Regions from separate parts of the Homo sapiens genome. Here region 1 is linked to region 2. Evidence: chromatin loops called from intact Hi-C (ENCODE). Cell type or tissue: endothelial cell of umbilical vein. All regions are shown on one strand.

Region 1 (8,000 bases), 140 kb after region 2:
TAATAACAAACGCATTAATCTAAACACGAAGACCCAACCAGGAATTCAGAATTGCAGTTTTAAAAAAATGTAAGCATATATAAAGTGAATGTCTAGTCTTTTAGGTTGACTTTACGGAAAGTGTTAAATTCTTCCCAGTGCCAATAGGAGACAGAATACATGGATAGACCCTCAGTGCGACTCAATATATCATTTCTGACATTCTTATGTTTACTTTTTATCACTTACTCATCTTGTAGGGGTCCTGAGAAAATAAATGAATATCCAGATATGCAAGTTGCTTTGCTTTCTCTGAGCGATTATAGCTATGTAAGTTTGAAAGGATTAATCCTTGACTATTCTCTTCCATCTGTCAGGAGCAGAACTCTGACATTGCATCTGAGCAATGCCCCTTAACCCTCCTCTTTTGATCATAGAGACCCCATTACACATCTAGACCCCATTCAACAAAATCATGACTCACCAAGTTTTAGAAATTAATTTTTGTATGTTACTTTAATTTTTTTAAGTAAGTCTTCTTCTATTGCCCTTAAAATTCTTGATTACCTGTCCAACAAATCTCTCGGTTTCCCTTAGCAATGGGCACATTCTTTGTAACACAGATAGACCAATGAGTTCTTTCTGTTTAGGTGACATCTCTGAACCATAAATATTTTCGCACACACTTGGAGGACAGCCTTTCCTTGGGCCGACCCCTTCTCATTGAGGACATTCATGAAGAGCTGGATCCAGCCTTGGATAATGTATTAGAAAAGAATTTTATTAAATCTGGCACCACTTTCAAGGTGAGCTTTGTAAAAAAAAAAAAAAAGAAAGAAAGAAAGAAAAGAAAAAGAAAAAAAGAAAAAAATTAAGAAAGAGAAAGAAAGAAAAGAACAATGGTGACATCTACTTATCTTATTGAGCATAGCAGCAAATGCAATTTCCTTTAGGCAGTAGTATTTGGTACGTCGGAAATAAACTATTTCCAGACTGATACTTCAGTGTTTCCTTTTATTTTTTATAGCGTATAAAAGTTTCTGAGGTGGGGGCAATATTTTGATAAGAGTAGTCGTTTAGCTAAAACTAAGTAACATTAAGGAAACACATTGTCTGGTCTTAATATGTTAGTGCAACACACAGTATATATATGTTTAAGCAACTCTAGATATTGGTTTTGCAAGCCTTATATATATACATTTTTACAAAATAACCCGGATTTCTTCCCTGGAGAAAATGACATTTTAATAAAGTCATTGATTTGGTAAAGTCATTGATTTAATAAAGTCATTTTAATAAACACATTGATTTGGTCATTTATCTCTTTATTTTCAGTCTAAACTCATTGACTTTGTTGGAAGCTATGGAATATTGTTCTCAATTGTTGGTGATGAATTATTTTCAATTTGTATAAGTGTTTCATGTTTAATTTGTGTCATTCTCTACCTTTAGGCTTCTTAAGTTTTATAACAGCATTTCTGATTGGGTGTTTATTACTTTGGACAACTTAATTTCATGAGTATCAGTGAATAAGTAAAAATGAATATTTTCTCATTAAATAAAGACAGATTTATTCAGAAAAATTTTCTTCATAATGTGAAAATCTTTTATATGCCGCATTTTAAAAAATTCATTCAGCAAAGGTTTATGGAGCATCCAATATATACTTAAGCCTTTATGAGTTTATAGGGAGAAAAATAAATAAAACGCAGTTAGTGTTCTGAAGGTTAGCATCATTCTATAAGATTAGAGGGTAGAATTTCTCTTTTTCATAAAAAGAAGCTAAGAACAAAATTTTGGTGACTGGCTTGGATATTATGGACTCATCCACAATTTTGAACTGCATTTAAAAAGGTTTAATCCACAGGTAAAGATCGTATATATTTAAACTGTACAATGTGATGATTTGGTATACATATACGTTGTATAATGATTACCACAATCAAATTAATTAACACATCCATCACCACACATGCTGTACCTTAGATACCTGAAACTTGTTCATCTTATCACTGAAAGTTTGTACCCTTTGACCAACATCTCCCCATTTCTCCCATCCCCTATCTTGCTGGCAACCACTGTTCTATTCTCTGCTTCTATGAGTTTGACTTTTTTAGATTTCACATGTGAGATCATACAGTGTTTATCTGTGTCTGGCTTATCTTATATGACATATTTAATATGCCAAAGGAGGTTATAGAATCTCTATTCCCGAAGGTCTTTTAAAAGATCCTAGATTTTTATCTGCAATGTGAAGGCATAATGCCTTAGAATGTGATGGTGGCCTTAGTGATGTTTTCGGTCACGGGCAGAATTAAGATTAACCAGAGATTTAAGTCATTTAAAAATTCTATGATTGCCACCTGATTTTTAGATAGCAAAAACCAATTGTTTTTTCAACATGCTGCAAATAGTAGTGTTGAAGATAAATGTTACCTTTTTGAAAAAAGTTGGCGTTTTTCCTTTGAAAATTACATTAACTTTTTCTGTTGTCAAATATGCTTCAGATATACCTATGAAATTCAAAAAACAAAATTTCCTATAAACACATCAAATTTCCACAGTAGGAAACAATTTTCTTAACTGGAGAAAAAATAGCGGCTCCTGTACTACAAACAATTGATGGGAGTGATAAGTACTTGCTAAAATGTTAAAGTCAAATCTTAGATATGTCTAAGTTTTCCTTTATTCACCGTTTGTTTTGGATAACTTTTTCATTTGATTTGCTTGGTATCATTGCTAAAAACATCACCAGGCAGGACTACAATTCTAAATTATTCTAAATTGAATAGGCTTTATTATTTAAGATCAGTGATTAAAATTTTGTAACTTTCCTTCCCAATTTATTGAAGCGTCACAGCACTGACAGGTAAATTCTTTTCTAAATTGAACCCAAGTTCCTTTCCCTGCCCTTTAAGCTGTTTTTAATTTTATATGTGAATTTATGTAGGTGAAAGTCGGTGATAAGGAATGTGATATCATGGATACATTTAAACTTTACATTACTACGAAGTTACCAAATCCTGCCTTTACCCCAGAGATTAATGCTAAAACGTCAGTCATTGATTTCACTGTTACAATGAAAGGACTTGAGAATCAGTTACTAAGGAGAGTCATTCTAACAGAGAAACAGGTAATCTCTCTCTCAAGGTAAAGAATTTCTGCTTATAATACATGCTTAAAATGTATTGAGAAATTGCTAAGTATGTGAAAAAGAAAAAAAAATTTAAAAACCATATTTATCCTTGTTAACATAAGTATTTCTTTTGCAGCCTTAATTCCTGTCAAGAAATCATGTAACTCATCTTCTCATCCAGCCTGAAACACACACACACACACACACACACACACACACACCCGTCTCTTTCTACTTCTGTCTTTAAACTTCTAGGTGTACTGACTCTCTTATGTATAGTCCTTGTCTTGGGGACACCTGAAAACATCAATAAAACAATGATTGAGAGAAAAAGAAATTCCTCTGAATGGCTCTTCTTTCCACTGTAGTAGTTTCAACTACTACAGTCCAATAATCTAATGATATAGGGAGCCATACCTTTATTTTTAATTAAATTTTCCTGCACTAAAGCAGGGAAATTATGTCTAACTGAGGGTTCTAATAAAACAAAGAACAACTTAGGACTGGAAGATTTTAAGAGACTGATACAAGATTAAACTAATTTTTAAGTTGAAGCTCAGAAAACATTGTTTTATGCATAAAATATAATTGCATAAAATATTTTATGTATCTGCATTATAAAGTACATTTGCATAAAATATGATAAAGTAATTAATTTTAGAATTAAAGATTCAAGACAAAGGCAAGGTTAGAAATAATAAGAGCAGCAAGGCATGAAGTGGATGGGTGAGAAAAAGAATGACAAGGGAGGAAAACAGACAGAGGAGGGAAAAGAGGAGATGTGAATCCAGGGTCCCAAACACAGGAGAGACATCCAAGAAGGGAGAGGGAAATGACACAGACACCAAAGAAGTAGACTCAGTGAAAGGCAACATCCTACCTGGCTCATAGACAGTTACCACAGGCACAGGCCCTTGAAAGGTGGCTGGTCTGGTGGAGTGAAAAGGGCACAGTCTCAGCTTTGACTCTCTTAGTTGTTTGATCTTGGTTTCCAACAAACCTGGGGCTTATGCAGTCCAGGAAGGGATCCCGTTCCTCTTCCACAGCCAGGCGGAGATGGCCCTGGCCCGGCAATTCACTGTTTCCATCGCCTCTCAGGATCACATGCTGTTAACTGTTGACAGTTAGTCCCTTGTGGTCTAATTGGTGCTGTGGGTTTATTTTGAGATGATTCCTCGCTGGTCTAGATCCCCCATGCAGGCTGCACTAACCTCCAGAAGTCAAGCAACTCCACTGTCTAAAGGTCCCCAGGGCTCCCCACACCCACTCTTCTTATTCCCTAGCTTCCTCTTCAAGAGATGTGCTAAGATGCTCATAGCAACCTTGCTGGAGAAAAAAATGCACATTTAATATGCAGGAGGGTATTCTAAACATTATATTTAACCCTCCTAACAATCCTACTATTATACCCATATTTTTACAGATGAGCAAATGGAGACCAAAGAAAATAAGGGTCTCGGTCTGTAACAGCACATGGACTTTGCAGCCTGCCAAGCCTCCTAGATAAGGTTTACAGGTCCTGCTATGAAGTTTAGCAAGAGTCCACTGTGCTATGATATCTGTTTTTCCATATCCAGAAAAGGAAGCTAATATGATTTCATTTTGTCCATGTATTCCTATACTGCCACCCAGGGGTGACCATTTTAATGAAAATGACTAACTGGTTATTTCCCTGCAAATACAGCAATGCTCTTTATCGCCCCATCAACTCCTGCCACCCTGTAAGTACAATGGCAATAACACTAGTCTTGGAGTTGGAGGACAAGGGTATTAGGCTGTTTTAACACACAGCTAGTTACTGGCAGAGACCGGCCTAATACCCTTGTTATTCAGAGTTCATATTTCTGGGTCCTTGGCTTTTCCAAATGTAAAATAAAGAAATTGGACTAAATTCAGCACATTTCAGTTTGACAAATATTTATTGGGTTGAGTTTCTTCTTTACAAAGCCACAAGATAAGTACTGTCAATAATACAAAAATGAATAGGAAAGCTTATGTATCTGTTTTCTAGATGCATAAACCGTAGTTGGAGGGAAATAATCTACTGATAGATTGTGATACAAACTATATTAGAGGCCAGGCGTGGTGGCTCACCCCTGTATTCCTAGCACTTTGGAAGGTTGAGGCAGGTGGATTACCTGAGGTCAAGAGTTTGAGACCAGCCTGGCCAACACGGTGAAACCCCGTCTCTACTAAAAATACAAAAATTAGCCAGGCGTGGTGGTGCACGCCTGTAGTCCCAGCTACTCGGGAGTCTGAGGCAGGAGAATTGCTTGAACCTGGGCGGCAGAGGTTGCAGTGAGCCGAGATCACACCACTGTATCCTAGCCTGGGTGTCAGAGGGAGACTCCATCTCAAAAAAACAAAACAAAACAAAACAAAAAACACGCACAGAAAAAAATCACAAAAAAACAAAAAACAAAACAAACTACATTAGATGTACAGATGAAGGCTGTGCCATGGCTTTTGATTGACTGGTTCAGGAAGACTTTTTGAAAATGATGAAATTTCTGAAGCAATTTTCCCAGAAACCTTCCCAAATAAGTTTTAAAACACCTTCTTTTAACGTAATTCTAAGTGCAGCATGTGATTCTGTATAAAATCAGAAGAAAAATGTTGTAAGGAATATTATTGAGATTATTGAGATTTCAATGTAGACTCTGTGTTTAGTGAGAGTATCAGTGATACTGACACATCAGTATCAGTGTTAAATTTCCTGAATTTGAATATTGGGCTACACTTATGTAAAAGAATGACCTGGTTCTTCAGAGATTTGCTAAAGTGTTTAGGGGTAAAAGGACATGACATCCACGAGTGATTCAGCAGTAATAATAATGATAACAACAATAACAATAATGACAACATTATGTATTCTATAGAGATATAGTGATAAAGCAAAATGTGATTTGGTGAATCTAAGTGAAGGCTATATGAAAGTTCCTTGTATTAGGCTTGCAACTTTTTGAATGCTTGAAATTTTTTCAAAATATAATTTTAAAAATATATCATTTTATGTAAGAAGAAAAAAACTCCTGTAAACATTCAAGTTTGCCCTCTGTAGAAGGAGATACAAATAAAATGGAAAATGGGTTTGTATTGGCAATCGGCTGTGCCAAACCAGGTACCTGGTGCTCCCATAGGAACCAGGCCAAGAGCTCACATTTAATCTGGGTAGCCCCTTGGTTTCTTGGTATTATTGCCTTTTTGTTTCTACTTGTTCTGACTGCAAATAAAGATAGCATTTCTTACAGAAGCAGTGTGGGAACAGGGCCAAGAGAATGGGACATGCTATTTATAAACTTAAAGCTGGCAAGAGAGCTTGGGGTAATTGGGCAAAATTATTTAGCAGAATTGTCTGGTGCCTGCCAGTATAAGTGCTGTGGAACCTTAATGACAGTAGGCATAATTTTAAAAAAATTTCCACAGAAACAAAAATATGGATAGATAGATTTGGCTAATGATAGTAATTTCTTCTGCCATTCAAAAGGTACTTTGCTTTAAACTTTTAAAATTGTTAATAAACACTAGTGAGTTGGGTTTACTGTAATAACTGGTAATTATAGTTCCAATGTTATTTTTTGTTTTTTAATGACAGGAGTTAGAGGCTGAGAGGGTTAAACTTTTGGAGGATGTTACTTTTAATAAGCGGAAGATGAAAGAACTTGAAGATAACCTCCTCTATAAATTAAGTGCTACAAAAGGTATTGTGTTATTAAGAAGTAATGAAATAACGGATTCTGAATAAGGATTTCATTTACACTCTTTTCAATGCCCTCATGACTATAGATGTTAGGAAATACTCATGTTATCAATGCAAAAACAAGCAAGGCAATTTCCATCTAGACATTAAAGAGGGACGGCAGAGAATCTGATTTTTGAATTAGCAAATAGAGACTGAGCATCTGAGAATAACACAATTTTCTTGATATAATTGCTTTCTCCTGAGAAAAATTAGGGCTCCTGATAGAGCTAGATAACTCATTATAGGTTAATTTGCTTGCCCCAAAGAAACTAATGTGCTCAATCTATTTTTTTTTTTTTTTTGAGACAGAGTCTTGCTCTGTCTCCCAAGCCAGACGTGGTGGCTCATGCTTCTAATCCCAGCACTTTGGGAGACCAAGGCGGGTGGATCACCTGAGGTCAGGAGTTTGAGAACAGCCTGGCCAACATGGTGAAACTCAATCTATTTTTTTTCAAATTGACTCTTTCATTTGGCATTGAAATGCAGTTATTGCAACGGGTTATGACACATGTAATCCATGTCAGAAGAGCTTGGGTACCAAAGGCCCAGCTTACCCTCTACTTGGCTTGACCTCCCACTTTAGATGGGAAAGACAGGTTCTCCTCTGGGCAGCCAAATCATCATGCCACACCTCAATTTGAGGATGTACTCTCTCTGCAATATATAAAAAGAAAATTTTATCCAAAGAAAATAAAATCAACAAACATATTGTTCTGTAGCAGACAAATCACAGAAACCTGAATTCTACTACCTTATTAGAAGTGAATGAATACTTCACAACTGCACCTTAATCCCGGGATGTTATTTAAACAAGTCTGACCTTCCAGAAGTACTGTACCTTTATGGTGAGCTTAGTGAAAAGTCCTTTTATCTGCCTACTCGCACTGCTCCCGCTAGTGAAGTTGTCTGTTTCTTGGTCCAGTGACTCCTCCCAGCCATTTGGGATACCCCTGGGCATTAAAAATATAGCAAGCAGAGCTGAGGGCTGCTCCCCTAGTCTAGCCAAGAGTGTGCTGGATCAAGACCTCTCTCCTTGAGGTTAATCCCAATTTGGACTTCCACAGTAGACAGCATACCCGTTGGAGTAACACAGCCCTTCCTGCAGCACTTGTCTGCCATCCCGAACTCTAGGGTAGGCCAGAG
Region 2 (8,000 bases):
GGTATGCATTTGTTCATTAAATTAGAATCACAAAAATATTGGCCTATAAACCTAAAATGTGAAATTTCAGTCTAAAAGTAGAAACCTGGGTCAGTAGCATTTAGACTTTTTTTTTTTGTTTTTTGTGAACATTCTCTGCTCCAAGGACTTTCATGCCTTCAATAGCAAGAGCCCTGGCCACAACCTAGACTAACATTTTGTTGATATCCTCAGCCTAATGCTGGCGTTTCCTGGGGCTCTGTAAGTGGTTCACAGCTCTCTTCCACTGTGCATGGCTACCAGGGCCATATCATTTTTCTCATGGCTTTAACTCCAACATACTTTCCCTCTAAGTCACTCAGAAACCTGGGAATCATCTAGACTTCTTTCCTCACCCCTTCATTTCCTATATCCAGCCAGTCCTGAGAGGCTTAGCCAGGACTTTTTTTTTTGAGAGGAAGTTTCACTCTTGTCACCCAGGCTGGAATACAATGGTGTGATCTTGGCTCACTGCAACCTCTGCCTCCCGGGTTCAAGTGATTCTCCTGCTTCAGCCTCCCAAGTAGCTGGGATTACAGGCCTGTACCAGCACACCCGGCTAATTTTTGTGTTTTTAGTAGAGATGGGGTTTTGCCATGTTGGCCAGACTGGTCTCGAACTCCCGACCTCAGGTGATCCACAGCTTTAGCCTCCCAAAGTGCTGGGATTACAGGCCTGAGCCACAACTCCCAGCCTAGGATTTTTTTCTTACTTAGATTTTGCTTGAGTTTCAGCCTGTTCTTTCCCTTTCTAGGTCAGGTCGTTACTGCTCATTTTGACTTTAGCAATTCATTTGGTGATCCAACTGGTCTCGCTGCTTCCATGTTTACCCTGACACATCCATCCACATTGCCATCAAATCTGATTGTGAAATGCCCCAGCTTAAATCCTTCTTGGCAGTGGCACATAGTCCTTGCAGGATAAAATGTAACCTCTTCAGCATTGTTATGTTGAAACTATTTAGATACCTGTTTATCCTCCATTGACTCAAAAGCACAAAGACAGGAACCCTGTCTAAACATTTTCAAGGACCAGCACATAATGCAACCTCTCTTATAAATTCAAGACATACATTTATGTTTTGAACTGAACTCTTTCTTTTTTTGAGACAGGGTCTTGCTCTGTCACTCAGGTTGTTCTGCAGTGGTGTGGTCATGGCTCACTGGAGCCTTGACCTCCTGGGCTCAAGTGATCTTCCCATTTCAGCCTCCCAAGTAGCTGAGATTACAGGTGCATACCACCACAACTTGCTAATTAAAAACATTTTTTTTGTAGAGACAGGGTTTCACCATGTTACCCAGGCTGGTCTTGAACTCCTGAACTCAAGCGATCCACCCACTTTGGCCTCCCAAAGTGCTGGGATTACAGGTGTGAGCCACCATGCCCAGCCTTAAAATTATTTGTTCTCAGTTTTGGGGTCTTGACTATAACTGAGACAACACTAAACAACCCATTACATTAAATTAGTTAATTAATTTAGTTTTTTGAGATGAGGTCTGCCACCCAGCCTGGAGTGCAGTGGCAAGATCATGGCTCACTGCAGACTAGAATTCCTGGGTTTATGTGATTCTCCTACCTCATCCTCCCAAAGTGCTGGGATTATAAGTGTGAGCCACCTTGCCTGTGAGATGACCCGTTTTAACATCCTGTTCTTGGTGTGTTCAAGTTTAAGATGATTATATCTTCTGGATTGGGTGTTCCTCTATCATTATTAAGTTTTTTATCCTTAAGTTATTTTGTTTGATATTGATGTAATTATACCAGCTTTTTTCAGGTTACTATTTTTCAGATGTGTCTTTTTCCATTTTATGACTTTCGTCCTTTTTGGATTCTCCTATTTTAGATTTTGTTCTTGTAAAGAACATTTAACTGTGTTTTATTTTTAATCTATTCTGAAAGTCTGTTTTTAAAAAACTGGTAATTTTGACCTATTTACATTAATTGTAACTATTAATTAATATTTTTGGAAATACTTCTACTCCCTGCCCTCTTTTTAAAATTTATTAACTTATCTATTTCTAGATGTTATTTTATATTCTTTTTCAAATATATGTGATCTTTTTCTCATGTCTTTATTCTATTTTTCTTTAGACATTAAAAAATATTTTATATTTTACAACATAATTTCACTATCTGAAAAAAATGGGGGAGTCTAATTCTGCTCTGTGCTGTTTCTACCAACTCTTGCCCAGAGTGGCTTGTTTCTTCCTGTTTTTTACAGTTTTGGATTGGGAGCTAATGCACACACATCTATTTGTGGGAATGCTGGACAGCCTTGGTTGAGAACCTGTTTCTTTTTATTTATTTCTATGTGATGCCTAGGAGTTTTACCAAGTTGGGACAACTTTATGTTGGTTTCTCAGAGGATAGAATTTCTAAAGCTTCATAGATTGTATAAACTCAAGCCCCAAACCTATGTAAGGGTAAACTAGTTGTAAATTCCCAAGGGAGAATTTGCTCCCCGCCAGCCCAGAGCCTCAACCAAGGTAGCTGACTTTCCTTTCTCGTCCACTCTTTCCCTGAGGGCCTAGCCCTTGATTTACCTGATATTAAGCAAGGGTGGGGATGGGGTAGGTCTCATTTCTAGCCTCTCACCCTTGTGAGGGATCCAAGGCCTTAATTTTTTTTTTTTTTGGTTATGAAAAAACAAAGCCCATAGAAGCTATGGTTTCAGGTTGCTTTTTATTTTAGTTTCTATGCTTTAAAAAAATTGAGATGTAACATATACTCAGAAAAGTGCACAAATTTTAAGTGCACCATTCAATGAACGTTTACATATGATACACCCTTGTAACTGTCTCCATGATCAAGATATGGAACACTTTCTGTATCCCAAGTGATTCCTTTGTGCTTTACTCCAGCCAGTTACACTTCCTTCCCACCCCTAAAAGTAATCACCATTTGACTTCTATCACTGTATATTAGTTTCGCCTGTTTTTGAACTTCATGTAAATGGAATGGTGCAGAATATATTCTCTATTTCTGACTTCTTTTGCTCAGTGTTATATGTATGAGATTCATCTTTGCAGTTGTGACACATTCGTTCTTTCATTTCAACTTCTCATTGCTGTATAGTATTACATAATACGGATTTAGTACAGTTTATTTGTTCATTCTACTCTTGAGGGCATTTAGATTGTTTATAGCTTTTGGTTATATACTAAGAATTCTTGTAAATTTTTTTTTGTGGACTTAAGCACTAATTTGGTGGATATATACCCCAAAGGGAAATTGTTGAGTCATAGATTATGAATATATTTAGCTTTAATAGAAATTGTCTTTTTAGAGTTTGTCTCTGAACTAGGAGCCAGACAAGTTCACGCATTACATTTGATTGAAATATCTCTTTAAGTTTTAAAAATCATTTCCCACTCCCCACTCTTTGTTTTGGCTGACAACTTTTTTATTGTGATAAAATATACTAACATAGCATTTACCATTTTAACCATTTTAAGTGTACAATTTAGTGGCATTAGGTACATTCCCAATGTTGTATAACCATCACAATGATCTATTTCCAAAACTTTTTCATCATCTCAAACTAAAACTCTCTACCAATTATACAGTAATTCTCCAGTGGTAGTGCTAAGACTCAAGAGTGTAAGTTGCTGGGCACGGTGGCTCACGCCCGTAATCCCAGCACTTTGGGAGGCCGAGGCAGGTGGATCACGAGGTCAGGAGATCGAGACCATCCTGGCAAACACGGTGAAACCCCGTCTCTACTAAAAATACAAAAAAATTAGCCAGGTGTGGTGGCGGGTGCCTGTAGTCCCAGCTACTTGGGAGGCTGAGGCAGGAGAATGGCGTGAACCCAGGAGGCGGAGCTTGCAGTGAGCTGAGATCTCACCACTGCACTCCAGCCTGGGCGACAGAGCGAGACTGTGTCTCAGAAAAAAAAAAAAAAGAGTGTAAGTCAAGATGCAGGAGGCAGAATTCTGAAGAGCATGCTTGTCAAGCAGTATGCCCAGTCACTTGCCCTGGAGTGATCTAAGATCTAGTAACAGTTGGGCTGTCTTCTCACAAACCTACCAGCAAGTGGCGTTATAGTGAAGCCAGAGTATGATTTGTAATGACAGGGCAAGTTGGATCACACTCCTGACTGCAATCAGTTTTGGAAACACAATATATGTAACATTAATTTTTTGAGACAAAGTTGGTTTGGGCCAAACTGTGGTTTCAGATCGTATTTGGGAATCAGGGCTATTTGCAGTCAGGGCAGTGTTCCTTGTCTTGGCGCATCCAAGGGTGGTTTAGGACAGATTATGCGAATTATTAAAAAGCTTTCTTCTGTTAGTTTCCAGTTGTTCTTTCTGTCCTGTGATCCTAGGGCTGATAGTACTTTCCTCCTTGGCCAGCTGGGTCCCTTTTAGGATTTACCAATGGGTGTGCTAGAAGGATGCTGGAGGAGAGAGAAGGGACTTGCTCTTTCCTGATTTGCCTCCTGTTCCTGACACTACTGCACCCACAACAACTCTTCACTCTGCCAACAGCACTTAGTCACAGCCCTGGCTTTCCCAGCCCTTCCAGAGCCAGCCCCGTGTGCCTTTCACGGTACCAGCATCATGAGGTCCCTCTCTGAGCTCCTGAGATAGCAGTGCTGGCTGGGCAGCCCCCTCACTTCTCTGCTCCAGGTTCTAATAACTCCATCCTCATCCCAAGTCCTAGGGATGCTAGCTTCTTCCTGCTGTAACTGTTATATCTCTGTGTGCCGTCAGTGTCCCTGTAAGCATTTTGGGTCCTTTTAAGGGAGGAGACCACCCCTCATATTGTCTTATGCCCAATTTCTGCCTCCAAAGAAAGAAGTAAAAACTAAAAGGCAGAAATGAAATCCACAGGCAGACAGCATGCACCACACCCTGGGCCTGGTAGTTAAAGATCGACCCCTGACCTAACTGGTTATGTTATCTATAGATTCCAGACATTGTATGGAAAAGCATTGTGAAAATCCCTGTCCTGTTCTGTTTCGTTCTGATTACCGGTGCATGCAGCCCGCAGTCACGTACCCACTGCTTGTTCAGTCAATCACAATCCTCTCATGGGGACCTGCTTAGAGTTGTAAGCCCTTAAAAGGGACAGCAATTGCTCACTCGGGGAGCTCGGTTTTTGGAGACATGAGCCCGCCGATGCTCCCAGTTGAATAAAGCCCTTTCCCTCCACAACTCGGTGTCTGAGGGGTTCTTGTCTGCGGCTTGTCCTGTACACTTTAACTGTGTTTAACCCATCCTCCATATTAAATTCTCTAATTTTATTTGTTACAATAGCTGGTGTGTCTTCCGTTTTCCTGACTGGAGCCTAACTGATAACTTCTGTCTCGATAGATCTACCAATGGAATAGAAAATCAAGGAAATGTTATGATCCAAGTTAAACACTGTTAAATAATTAATGAGTATTAGCAATTCTGTCAACAAAATCAACTTGGGGCTGGACGCGGTGACTCATGCCTGTAATCCCAGCACTTTGGGAGGCCAAGGCAGGTGGATCACTTGAGCTTAGGAGTTTGACTCCAGCCTAGCCAACATGGCAAAGCCCCATCTCTACTAAAAGTATAAAAATTAGTCGGGGGGCGGTGGTGGTGCATGCCTGTAATCCCAGTGAAAGGAGAGGCCAGCTAGGCTTCTTAAGTCGAGTAAAGGCTCAGAAAGCTGTGAAACTCACTCATTTCCTGCCTCAAGCCTTACTTTAGTCCTAGATAAATAATAGTGAAGATATATGCTTAAAATATTCCTAACACCAGGGTTTGTGCATGTTTTCTTCCCTAAGAAAGCTATAAACAGTGAAAATTTTGCTGTAAGCTTCCCTGTGTCCTCTCTCCCTCTCTCCCTTTCCCCTCCCCTGAAACTAAAAGGAATTTTAATTGCCCGTTTGTTTGTGACCAGCAGACCTTATCTATGCTTCCAATTCCAATTCCTTGTAAAAATACTGTGAGATCCTGTCTCCTTTACTACGCCGCTGCAAAGTCATAAAGTAGATGAAACCTAAGTTGCAATTCAGGTTTTCCTCAAGATCTAAGACATGTTAATTGTCTTTGTTTCTCACTCTAGTAACATCTCCCCGCTGCACATATTTCCCACCTTAAAAAGTTTAAAAAGTGATCAAAGAAGGTAACGCTGGCTACCGGCTGAAGACCCCTTCCACGCTGTGGAAGCTTTGTACTGTCACTCTGCTCAATCAAGCCTACAGCTTTTTTTCTCTTAGTCGGTGTCTCCATCACTCGCAGCTGCCACGCCAATTCTTCGGCTTGGCTAAGGCAAAAACCTTTAGCATTACACCAGCTACTTGGGAGGCTGAAGCAGGAGAATCGCTTGAACCTGGGAGGCGGAGGTTGCAGTGAGCCGAGACCGTGTCCACTCCAGCCTGGGCCACAGAGCGAGACTCCGTCTCAAAAAAAAAAAAAAATCAACTTTGCTCTATAGAGACAAAAGCACATTAGTGGTTGCCAGAGCTGTGGAGATGGGGAAATGGGGTGACTGCTAATGGGTATAGGGATGCTTTCTGAGGTGATGAGAATATTATGGAATTAGATAGTGGTCATGGTTGCACAAGTCTGTGAATATACTAAAAACCAGTAAGTTACACACTTCACAAGGTTAATTTTGTAGAATGTGGATTATATCTTAATTAAAACAAAATTTAAAAATCAATATAACTGTCTCCTAGTCCCTGGCGTACCCCTAAGGCACTTCTTTAGTATTCAGTCTGTTTCTTACTGAGTTTTAAGAATGGTCTTAGTCCTCAAGGAGTAGCGAGTCTTCTCAAGAAGAGATGGAGTCCTTATTAGGACAGGATGCTTTACTTTGTGTGGCCTCAACTGTTCATGACGTGTTATAGAGGTAGTATTTGCAGTGACATTATTTTGCCACTTGTTGAACATAAGAGGAAGGTGGCTGAGCCATTGGGTTGCCAGCTGACACAGGACATCTGTGCAGTGGAATGTGTATGTCTAAGTTTCTTACCCTTGGTATTGATGGCAGTGTGGGTCGTTGTGATTATCTGAAGTGGCCCAATTCAGCAAGGATTAATGAAGTTTGTTTTGCACGTGTTCTTTGATCAGAGTTCAGACACAGGGTTGGAGTTGAGGCACAGGGATTGTGTATGGGACAGTATCAGTGAAGATCCCAGCAGGGTGAGATACCGCAGGAGTCCCAGTGGTGGGAAGTCATCACCACCACTAGGGCTGAAGGGACCAGGGAAGAAAATTGTGCTTTCAGAGCCCAGTAAAAGCTGAAGCCATGTGGCAGGGCTCTACCAGAGATGCAGCCTCCAAGCAAGGAGGGAATGGGAAAGAAATACCCCACCTTCTCTCTCCTATAGCTCTCCTGTCTTCTCTTGGTGCCTCCTCTTGGGTTAAACCCAACTGGAAGTCAGAGAATGAGGGAGTCCCACAACGTAGGGCGTGGCAGAGAAAAGTAGAGAATGGTTGGCAGGACATGGAGTGTCTGGCAATATGGCTTTGATGGAGTGACAGGGATTATTCATAATTAAAATCATGTAAATAATTTCCACAATCAGAGCTCTTGGCACATTGCTGACTGCTGCTGCATCCATTTTTCCTTCCTTTGGGTTCTATGGAGAAAGTTTCCACCTCTCTTCAAAACTGAGGTCCTCCAAATGGGCTGTTGATTCCATGCCTACCTGTCTTCTCGGTGACCTTGTTCCGCCAGTTTTCCTTTCTCCTGTATCCTCAGCGTTGTCCTCTCCACTGGGTCCTTCTCTCCAGCAGTATCATATGCTCTCATGCTTTCCTTGCCGACAGACACTTTCCCACTTCTTCCTTTGCTTCTCATTTACAACCAGACTTCTCCAAATGCTCGCACATGCTATCTTCACTTTCCCATCTCCTATTAATTTTTGTTTCCCCAATTTCTGGCTCAAATTATTTCTGGCACAAATTATTATTTTTTAGCAGCCTTATTGAGATAAAATTCACATACCCTACAATTCACCCATTTAAAGTGTACATCTCAATGCTTTTCAGTATATT

What was found. Hi-C counts contacts between places; a loop is a spot of excess contacts. Peaks named below come from ENCODE experiments on the same cell type or tissue, not always from the same donor. Only the 100,000 strongest peaks of a DNase experiment are listed, where the experiment ranks them.
Region 1: a loop joins it to region 2, with 20 times the contacts of the local background. A loop is called at or near these places in 5 of 110 quality-filtered maps.

The regions. Positions count from the first base shown.
Region 1 is chr6:38,928,882-38,936,881 of GRCh38, forward strand. DNAH8 (dynein axonemal heavy chain 8) reads left to right here. Exons shown (of 93, transcript NM_001206927.2): 75 at 630-785; 76 at 2,930-3,112; 77 at 6,711-6,816. DNAH8-AS1 (DNAH8 antisense RNA 1) reads right to left here. Exons shown (of 5, transcript NR_038401.1): 2 at 7,412-7,511. Among named protein-coding and RNA genes, the nearest start is that of DNAH8-AS1, 20 kb to the right of the region's middle. In endothelial cell of umbilical vein, a CTCF peak has its summit at 4,764 (motif pointing left); a DNase peak (open chromatin) is centred at 4,750; H3K27me3 peaks cover 767 bases.
Region 2 is chr6:38,791,674-38,799,673 of GRCh38, forward strand. DNAH8 (dynein axonemal heavy chain 8) reads left to right here. Exons shown (of 93, transcript NM_001206927.2): 21 at 1. Among named protein-coding and RNA genes, the nearest start is that of DNAH8, 80 kb to the left of the region's middle. In endothelial cell of umbilical vein, a CTCF peak has its summit at 4,048; DNase peaks (open chromatin) are centred at 4,108, 4,538, 5,328, 5,668 and 1 weaker place; H3K27ac peaks cover 1,717 bases.